Linked DNA regions of Homo sapiens: region 2 is linked to region 1. Evidence: read pairs that join two places in POLR2A ChIA-PET (ENCODE). Cell type or tissue: K562. All regions are shown on one strand.

Region 1 (5,000 bases):
AAAGTGTTCATCTTAACCCCGTGAAAAATTTAGTTTTACAGATTTTAATACATTGCAGTCTTAAGAAAAGATTAGGCCAGGCGCCGTGGCTCACACTTGTAATTCCAGCACTTTTGGAGGCCGAGGCGGGCAGATCACAAGGTCAGGAGATCGAGACCATCTTGGCTAACACGGTGAAACTCAGTCTCTACTAAAAATACAAAAAATTAGCCGGGCGTGGTGGCGGGCGCCTGTAGTCCCAGCTACTCAGGAGACTGAGGCAGGAGAATGGCGTGGACCCGGGAGGCAGAGGTTGCAGTGAGCCGAGATCGCACCACTGCACTCCAGCCTGGGCGACAGAGCGAGACTCCGTCTCAAAAAAGAAAAGAAAACATTAGTAAACTTACTGTTTAACATTTACATAAACTAACACAGTTTGAATTCATCATAAGTTCTCCTAGGAGACACCAGTTTATGATATATAATATAAACCATGTATTTATTTTATTTTAGAGACAGAGTCTCACTCTGGTTGAAGTGCAGTGGTGTGATCCTAACTCACTGCAGTCTCAAACTCCTGGGCTCAAAAGATCTTCCCACATCAGCCTCCCAAGTAGCTGGGGGTGGCATGTGCCACTGTGTTTAGCAAATAATGTGAACAATGTAACGAAAACATTTTTTGAAAAAGATATTTGGCATATCAAAAACTAAGCTATTGTTATGGTCTGAATGTATCCCCCAAATTTATGTGTTGGAAACTCAATCCCCAATGCAACAGTGTGGAGAGGTAGGGTCTTTTGGAAGGTATTTAAGTCATGAGGGCTCTTCCCTAATGAATTAATGAATGCCGTTATTAAGAAAAGCTTGTTGGAGCAGGTTTCCTCTCTTCTGCTCTTCTGCCATGTGAGGACATCGCGTTCCTCCCGTCTGAAGGATGGAGCACGCAAGGCGCCATCTTGCAGGCAGAAACCAGCCCCTCACCAAATGCCAGCACCGTGATCTTGGACTATTCTTTATAAATTACTCAGTCTCAGGTATTCTACTTAGCAGCATAAAATGGACTAAGACAGCTATCAAAGTTATGATCACTAGAAGAAAACTCTTCCCCTGATAAAATTGTCAGTGGCTCAAGGAAAAAAATTGCCAGTCATATAAAGAAAGTAGTAGAAATGTATTCACTGTGAAGCATTTTTATCCTGCAACCTTGGATATAAGCACTATACTAATTAGAAGTTATCTGACGCTCTTAAATGACAAATGTTTATTTCTAATCTTAGTTAACTTTCATGGAGATCTTTTTGCCTATCAGTGTCTCCTATCATGACACACAGCCCTGAGCAGAAGGAAGGGATAGCAGGCTGTGTGTCCTGGATATGGCACCCCCTTCTAATTCTTGAACTTTCCATACCCCAGACAAATTGTAGGACTTCACCTTGTCTCTCCATGGCTGGCCTTACTAATTTATCCTGCTTGATTTCATGTTTGATTTATGGAAGATTTTGCTCAGAAACAGGAAATCATTAGGAAAGTGCTGATTTTGGGGAAAAACAGGGGTAAGAAAAGGATGTTTACCCAATCAAGGAGGAAGCCAGACTCAGTGATAAGCTGACAAAGGGAAGTGGTACGTCTGGATAATCTGCCTGACTGCTGTATGCACTTCCTGCCCCTTTCTGAGAAACCCTAATTGACCTGAACATTTGCTTGGATAGGCTGAAAAGTAAATCAGAAATATCATCATAATTGGAGAACCAGGTTCTTACTGGTTGTGATCAACCCCTGAAAGGTCTTCATCAAAAGGCTTCCACCGGCCTCAGAAGACACTTTCATAAGGCTTGTAGTTATATAAATTCTAAGTACCTCACCCCGACTATTCATAACATCATCCCTCAACCTACAGAGAGCCCTTTGCTAAGATAACTCGCAGAACAGCATGAAAATCTAAGATGACAAAATAAATGAACTAAAAAGCACTAATTCTCAATACAAACGTAGCATCCAGAGGGCACATTTAATAAAGTGGACTTCCTAAGAGAAAGCACTCTTCCCGTAATTTCAATTGTTCAAATGTGAGGGAGGTCACAGAGGATTTTCCTGAATGGACTGACATATCCACCACTTTCTCAAGAGCACAGCCCCCATCTGATAGGATAGAGGTATGTGGCAAACTCTGTGTCTGTTTATTCTCTGAGCGTAGCGGCCAAGTCTCCCACCTCCACCTGACACACACTCATACTTTCACCTGGCTCATACCCACATTCCAATGGAATTAAACAGTGGTCTATCATTTTATATCCTAACTGTATAATTCTAACACAGAAATTTCTCCAGGATTGAGTCTTCAATTCAATTACCACTGCTTTTGTCTTCCTTTACTGGGACCAATAACAAATATCTTCCAATTATCAGTAACTCCAGCAGGTGACCTTGACATAATGTCAATCTGGTCATATTTTGCTCCTGCTTAAAAGTTCTTTGTTGGCCTCCGTCATGGAAAGATGAAGTCCAGATACTTTCTACCCTATCTGCTTTGCTTGGCCACACTCAACTTTATCTCTGACCTTTTGTCTTGCATATTTTTTTTCTCAGCCACACTGAACTTCTCACCTTGCCTTATCAACTTATTTATGTTTTGTTTGTTTTTTGACATTGCATCTGCTCTTCACTATAAATGGAATATCTTCCTTTATTCCTCAGTTTAGCAAGACCTAGTTCAAATGTCATCCCCAACACAAAGACCTCCTGACATTTCCATCACCCTAAACCATCCCCCCTCTTAACTCCTGTATCCTATTTTATAAATTTTTATTAAGTTAAAAGGAAATTATGAGTTTATACGTCTAGGTTCTCTAGACAAGATGGAGGAAAAGGCAGGGTATAATGGTAGCTTCTTTTGCTGTAGCTGAGAAATCATGCCATACCACTTAGAGAGATCTTTTTTGCTTTTATTTTTTTCTTTTTAATTTTATTTAACAGAGTGTCAGGCAAGCGTCACTTGGAAATACCTCAAATCTCTATCACACCTGAGTTCCGCTCAGTATCCTTTCTTTTTATTACTGAAGAAAATGGGCATGCTAATGCCTCGACTGTGTCATACTTTCCAGTTTCCAGAGAAAACACTAATTGAAAGCAGTTTGGCATGCAGACATTACAGCATTTATAGCAATGATACAGCATTGTTTCATTCCTCACAGAATCATCCATCATGAAATTATTCTGAGAGAAAGTTTTCCAGGGTGGGAAAGCAACTCAGTCAAACTTTTTCTTCAGCTGAATACCAGAATTCATTCTTTCTATTTTATGGCTGTGATTTTTGTCATGAATTAGGAAGACAGTAAGGTCTTTGTCTTTAAGGCTGAGATTTAATGTATTCATATTTACTGAAAGGTGCCTGCCAAGTAAGCAACACTAGGAGTCAGATAATATCTTGTTTCCAATAAGTGAAAAGGAATGTGTGAATCTGAGAAAGAGCTGCTACTTCAACTCTTAACACTGATTTGCCTTTGCCAAACCTCAGCCAGTTAACAGATGTGTGTGTGCAGCAGTGGAATATTCAGGAAGTTTTCTACAAGCTCAAATTATACGAAATAGTTGACCTTTTGTAGGTCTGGATTTTATAATTTACTCTGTTAATAACATCATACAAACACATTCATGAGTCTGTGAGGCATTCTCTCCATCTCCCTTTTCCAGTTGTGACTAACACTGAGCCAGTTGGCTCAGAGTGGAGATGTCCAAGTCATTTGGGCTCTGACACCATTTTTCAAAGTACTCAGACATTTTGCTCCAACTATATACACATTGCCAACAAGTCTCATTTCTAGGCATAAACATTGCTCAAATAAATGACAGTGACATCCATATAAGGAAACATTATGCATCCACATACAAATCACATTTGAAAGACAACACATTTGAAAATTATATTTTGTGGTGTAGAAAAGCATTCAAATCATTTGAAAAGGCGGGCCAAACAATAGATGTTCAGGATGATTCCAATTTAAAAAAAAAAAAATTTGTAGAGACGAGGTCTCCCTGTTTCGCCCAGACTGGTGTCAAACTCCTGAACTCAAGAGACCCTCCCACCTCCCAAATCGCTGGGATTACAGGCATGAGATTCCAATTTTTTAACAAATATATTGTGTAATCCAAGTTTACCATTCCTTTGAAAGGATCTGTTTTGTCTAAGAAGAATAATGGGACCGGGCGTGGTGGCTCATGCCTGTAATCCCAACACTTTGGGAGGCCAAAGTAGGGGGATCAACTGAGGTCAGGAGTTCGAGACCAGCCTGGCCAGCACGGTGAAACCCTGTCTCTACTAAAAATACAAAAATTAGCCGAGCGTGGTGGCACATGCCTGTAGTCCCAGCAACTTGGGAGGCTGAGGCAGGAAAATCGCTTGAACCCAGGAGGTGGATGTTGCAGTGAGCCGAGATCATGCCACTGCACTGTAGCCTGGGCAACAGAGCCAGACTGCATCTCAAAAAAAAAAAAAAAAAGGACAGGCCCCCGCGGTGGCTCACACCTGTAATCCCAGCATTTTGGTAGGCCGAGGTGGGCGGATCACCTGAGGTCAGGAGTTCAAGACCAGCCTGGCTAACCTGGAGAAACCCTGTCTCTACTAAAAATATAAAATTGGCCAGGTGTGGTGGTGGGCACCTGTAATCCCAGCTACTCAGGAGGCTGAGGCAGGAGACTCACTTGATCCTGGGAGGCAGAGGTTGCAGTGAACCGAGATCACACCATTGCACTCCAGCCTGGGCGACAGGAGTGAAACTCCATCTCAAAAAAAAAAAAAAAAAGAATAATGGAAAAGCAAAAGTTCTGTCTTAGGCCAGGCGTGGTGGCTCACACCTGTAATCACAGCACTTTGGGAGGCTGAGGCGGGTGGATCACGAGGTCAGGTGATCGAGACCATCCTGGCTAACACGGTGAAACCCTGTCTCTACTAAAAACACAAAAAGTTAGCCGGGCGTGGTGGCGGGCGCCTGTAGTCCCAGCTACTCGGGAGGCTGAGGCAGGAG
Region 2 (5,000 bases), 240 kb before region 1:
TATTTTTCTTTTTCTTTTATTTTCTTTCTGAGTTCAATCAACACACTGTTCATTACTTCCCATTTTTTTCTAAATCCATTTATATTTTAATTTCTGATTAAAGATAGTTTTTCAGGCCAGGCGCAGTGGCTCATGCCTGTAATCCCAGCACTCTGGGAGGCCAAGACAGGTGGATCACTTGAGGTTAGGAGTTTGAGACCAGTCTGGACAACATGGTGAAACCCCGTCTCTACTAAAAATACAAAAATTCCCTGGGTGTGATGGCGCCCACCTGTAATCCCAGCTACTTGGGAGGCTAAGGCAGGAGAATCTCTTGAACCTGGGAGGTTCAAAAAATAAATATAGTTCTAAAATTTATGTTTGAACCTGGGAGGTTCAAATATATACATATATACACACATATATACATATATATACATATATACACATATATGTATATATATGTATAGCTTTTCACATGTCTATACTTGTTTGAGGTTATTTGAGTCTGGAGTGTAGCATTGCAGTTTTCCTCTGCTTCATGGTCATTTTTGTATTTACCTCCCTTGGAGTGGTGGAAAATTTTTATCACTTGAGGTGTGTTGAGTCTCTTTCTTTAAGAAGCTTTGCATAGATTTATTCCATTTTTTGTAATTCTTTTTGTGGATGTGGGCTAATTTACAAGATTCTTCATTTAATGGTGCCCTCTTCTGTCAATGTGGTGAAGTACAGCTTCTTTAATGATTGTGTTTTGGTACTTGGGGGAGGAATAGTGTGTCTTCCAGGAGATATCCAAGCCTGTTATGCACACCAAAAAATATAAAGCTCTATCTTAAAGGCTTTACCTTTCAAATCCAGTATAGTTGAAATTTATTGTCTCTGAAGGAAGAACCTCCAAGAGCACACAACACGGTGTCCTTGCATTACTGTCAGGTGATAACTTCACATTTCCTTATATGGCATGTTTCCTCTGAGCCATCCATTCCCACCTTCACCCTGCTGCCTCCTCCCATGTGCCCTCTCTCTCTAAAAACCACGTTCTGGTATGTCCCACAAAAGCAAGGAGATGTAAACTAAGAAAGAAGCAGTGTGAGGGAAAAAGGAACAAGATTCACAGAGGAGCAAAGGAAATTCCTAAGATGATGATGAAATGAAGTTCTAGGAGAACACTTGTTTAATGTAGGGTTAGAGATCACCAGTTCAGGAGAGACAGCGCCCCCAGAGACTCCCCTCCAAAATGAAGCTTATAGGCCAGGCGTGGTGGCTCATGCCTGTAATCCCAGCACTTTGGGAGGCCAAAGCGGGCGGATCGCTTGAGGTCAGGAGTTCAAGACCAGCCCGGCCAATGTGACAAAACCCTGTCTCTACTGAAAATACAAAAATTAGCCAGGTGTGGTGGCACACACCTGTAGTCCCAGCGACTTAGGAGGCGGAGGTGGGAGAATTGCTTGAGGTAGGGAGGCAGAGGTTACAGTGAGCCAAGACCATGCCACTGCACTCCAGCCTGTGCGACAGAGTGAGATTCTGTCTCGAAAGAAAGAGAGAGAGAGAGAGGAAGGAAGGAAGGAAGGAAGGAAGGAAGGAAGGAAGAAGAAAAGAGAAGAGAAAAGAGAAAGAGAAAGGAAGGAAGGATTAAAAAGAAGCTTATAGAATATTTAATATTTATAAATAATTGTACCAACAAAAGTTTGACAGCTGTGTCAGAATTTGGGGATAAACTGGTGATATTACAAAAGAATACTAAGCAAACAAAAAAATGTAATCATTAACTCCAGGGTAGGGGGGTGGTTAAAGAAAAGGAAAGAGGCCAGGTGCAATAGCTCACACCTGTAATCCTAGCACTTTGGGAGGCTGAGGCAGGTGGATCATCTGAGGTCAGGAGTTCGAAACCAGCCTGACCAACATGGAGAAACCCTGTCTCTACTAAAAATACAAAATTAGCTGGGCATGGTGGCACATGCCTGTAATCCCAGCTACTCGGGAGGCTGAGGCAGGAGAATCGCTTGAACCACAGAGGCGGAGGTTGTGTTGAGCTGAGATCACGTCATTGCACTCCAGCCTGGGCAACAAGAGGGAAACTCTCTCTCAAAAAAAAAAAAAAAATGCAGGGGGCGGGGAAAGAAAATGTAACCATGAAACCCATACATAACTCAGCTGTAAATAACATTTACATAGTCAAAACATATAATCTTTGAATATTGACTTAACCAAATATGATGCTATTATAACTACATTAGGAGTGGGGTATAGAAGAATTGTGTGTGGATGAGGTGTGAATTGTAAGATGGCTAAATCTTTATCATCTATTGTAGTAAATAATATTTAAAGTCAAAAAACAAAAACATGGCAGTATAATCATATCCTTTAGGAAAATGAAAGTGAATACTATAATAAATGGCGAAGATTTGAAAGTGGTTCCCTCTGGGAACAGGAATGTATAGGTGAATGGGAGAGAAGAAATGGAGAATGGGTGCTTTCATTGTGATACTCAGGTGATGGTCTGAGGATCATGCAGAAGAAGTATTAATGTAGCATTCTCCTGACTTCCATATCAAATACAGGCACTCCTTGACTTAAGGTGGGATTAAGTCTGAACAAACTGATATTTTCAACTTATAATTGGTTTATCCTGATGTAGCCCCATTGTAAATTGAGAAGCATACTGAATGCTTATAACTTTTGCACCATCCTAACGTCAAAACCTCTGAAGTTGAACCATAGTAAATCGGGGACCATCTGCGTCTCCACTCACGCACACTACAGCTCCTTTGTAGGCCAATTCCCCTACACCGTCTCTACATCTTATATTCTAAGACTCAAATCAGGTCCCGTATTCTCCTGAATGTCTTCCCTGTTTGCTTGAACAAAACTGGTCTCTGAGCACTCATATTCATAATCTATTATACTTCTTTGGGCAGCTCATCAAATTCTCTTTCATAGTATTAGGTAAGAGTGATTTGGAACTTGCAGCAAATGCTAAGCCCTCAGAGGAGGCAGGGAAGTCATAAATGCTTGTTCAATTAAAGCAAACACATCCTGAGAGAGGATGCGGTGTCTTCAGAGCCCTTACTGGTGACCAGCACCCAATACATAGAAGAGAGGAAGGGATGGGAAGGAAAGAGTGGGGAATGGGATGGGGAGCAGGGAAATTAGGTAATGATGGTCAGCACTCACCCCTCCAGAAGACATTTCTTAGAGGAGGACTTGAAACAAATATGCAGGAGAGATTAGTGAGAAAGGGTAGATAGTTAGGATGTTTGTGTTTTTGTTCTATATTTTTTCTCCAGCCTAGGAAGCGTGCTAAGGAAAGTGTCAAAGAATCTCAACAGCAAGTACTGTGGTGATCAAATCCTGTTCCTCACACCCTTTTATGTTCTAGCCACTATTGACAACCCCACTAAACGTTAACTGCGATGCCGTTGGTAATAATTGGAGTCAACGTCCACTGACTCTAGATTAATCTACCTCAAGTCTGACCTCCAGGAAGCCTTCTTTGACCACTCCATCTCACACAGGATTGCTTGATTCCCTAAACTCAGCACGTTTCTTCCTGTATCACTTTGGAGTAGGCATAAGAGTGCCCTGGCCAGATCCCCTGAGATCCCTCTTCCCAGTTCTGTGCCTCCATCCTCTAGCTTCTACATGATCTGCAGCAGCAGTCAACATCTGTGACCTTCAGAGATCTTCTCCCAGGCACTAGGGCTGCCTGCCCCAGCTGAGAGCAGGAGGTGCCTGGGTGCTCTGTATCTAATTCTACCCCCTCTCCCCAGCTCCTTTGCTGTGAAACTAAATGAGGAGTCAATCATTACTCTCTACAAATTTGGGTTGAAACTGAGACTTCACCAAAAGTTGATGTCTTGTTTAGTCTCTTTTCCTCTCCTCTGCTGCTTCTCCCACTTCCTTACTGGTTTTTCCCTTAATAAATCACTAGCACCTGAATCCTTGACTCGGGATCTGACTCCAGGAGAGCCTATTTTAAGACAGTTGGCCCCAAAAGTGGTCTTAGGATGCACACTTTATGGATGAGATTCTGACCAGATGAAAATGACTTCATGTCTTGTGTTAATAGGCCCTGGCAGGCCATAGCAATGCCATTCCTAGAACTTTCACCTGTGGTTAACTAAGACAGGAAACAGAAGGGAATGCTCTGATTTGTTCAATATCTTCAGCGATTGAGAGATACAAAGGAAATCATTTATAGCTACTGCAGAACAATTTGACTATTGCTGAGTGTCCTCGATACACTGAAGGGAGAAAGGCCATGCCGTTCAAAGCATAAAATTATATACCATATGAAAAGCAGCTCCTGGCTAGGTAGGTATTAAGCTCCCATAGAGACAGAGCATCTCATCAAGTGACTCTAGGATCCGAGCTGCTTATCTTGAGCTGAGAACTTTCAGAACTACCAAGTCATAACGTTGGGCAGGCTCAGCAGCAATCTATCATGTGATAGAAGTGGTAGGTTCTAGATGCAGCTGCAGCAGATCCAGAGGGCACAGTAATCTGCATGAACAGGTGGCCCGAATCCCCATCACTCATCACCAATACAATGATACTTCTCCTTTGCTAACCCTTTGGCCTCGTGTGGGAGTTTCCTTTGACCAGCTATCAGAGGAGGAAAATTACCAGGTCTGATTCATGGATACCTTATTGAATATCTTGGTATGAACCAAAAATGGACTATTACTGAACTGTATCCCCCCTCCTGGGTGGCCCTAAAAGACAATGGTGAGAGAAGTTCTCTAAGTGGACAAAGTTTGGACGTTGCATCTGGTCACCTATGTTGTGTACAGTGGGAAGTGCTATATGGTAATGATATGTGTACAGGAGGCTCTCTATATCCACTGGTTCTACTCTGAAGATTCAACCAACTGCTAATATCAGAAATATTTGGAAAAAATGCAACAATAAATAAAACAAATTTTTTTTTTTTTTTTTTTTTTTTTTTGAGACGGAGTCTCGCTCTGTCGCCCAGGCTGGAGTGCAGTGGCGCAATCTCGGCTCACTGCAAGCTCCGCCTC

The links. ChIA-PET counts read pairs that join two places held together with the same protein. Peaks named below come from ENCODE experiments on the same cell type or tissue, not always from the same donor. Only the 100,000 strongest peaks of a DNase experiment are listed, where the experiment ranks them.
Region 2: POLR2A ChIA-PET joins it to region 1 with 5 read pairs; 3 of 35 experiments call an interaction of 5 or more read pairs at or near these places.

Annotation. Positions count from the first base shown.
Region 1 is chr3:186,868,133-186,873,132 of GRCh38, reverse strand. No RefSeq gene overlaps it. Among named protein-coding and RNA genes, the nearest start is that of ADIPOQ-AS1, 9.3 kb to the right of the region's middle. RefSeq lists a cis regulatory region at 1,233-1,836 and an enhancer at 3,965-4,762. In K562, no CTCF peak of the experiment used is centred here; DNase peaks (open chromatin) are centred at 1,602, 2,122 and 2,495.
Region 2 is chr3:187,109,086-187,114,085 of GRCh38, reverse strand. No RefSeq gene overlaps it. Among named protein-coding and RNA genes, the nearest start is that of RPL39L, 28 kb to the left of the region's middle. In K562, a CTCF peak has its summit at 687 (motif pointing left); no DNase peak of the experiment used is centred here.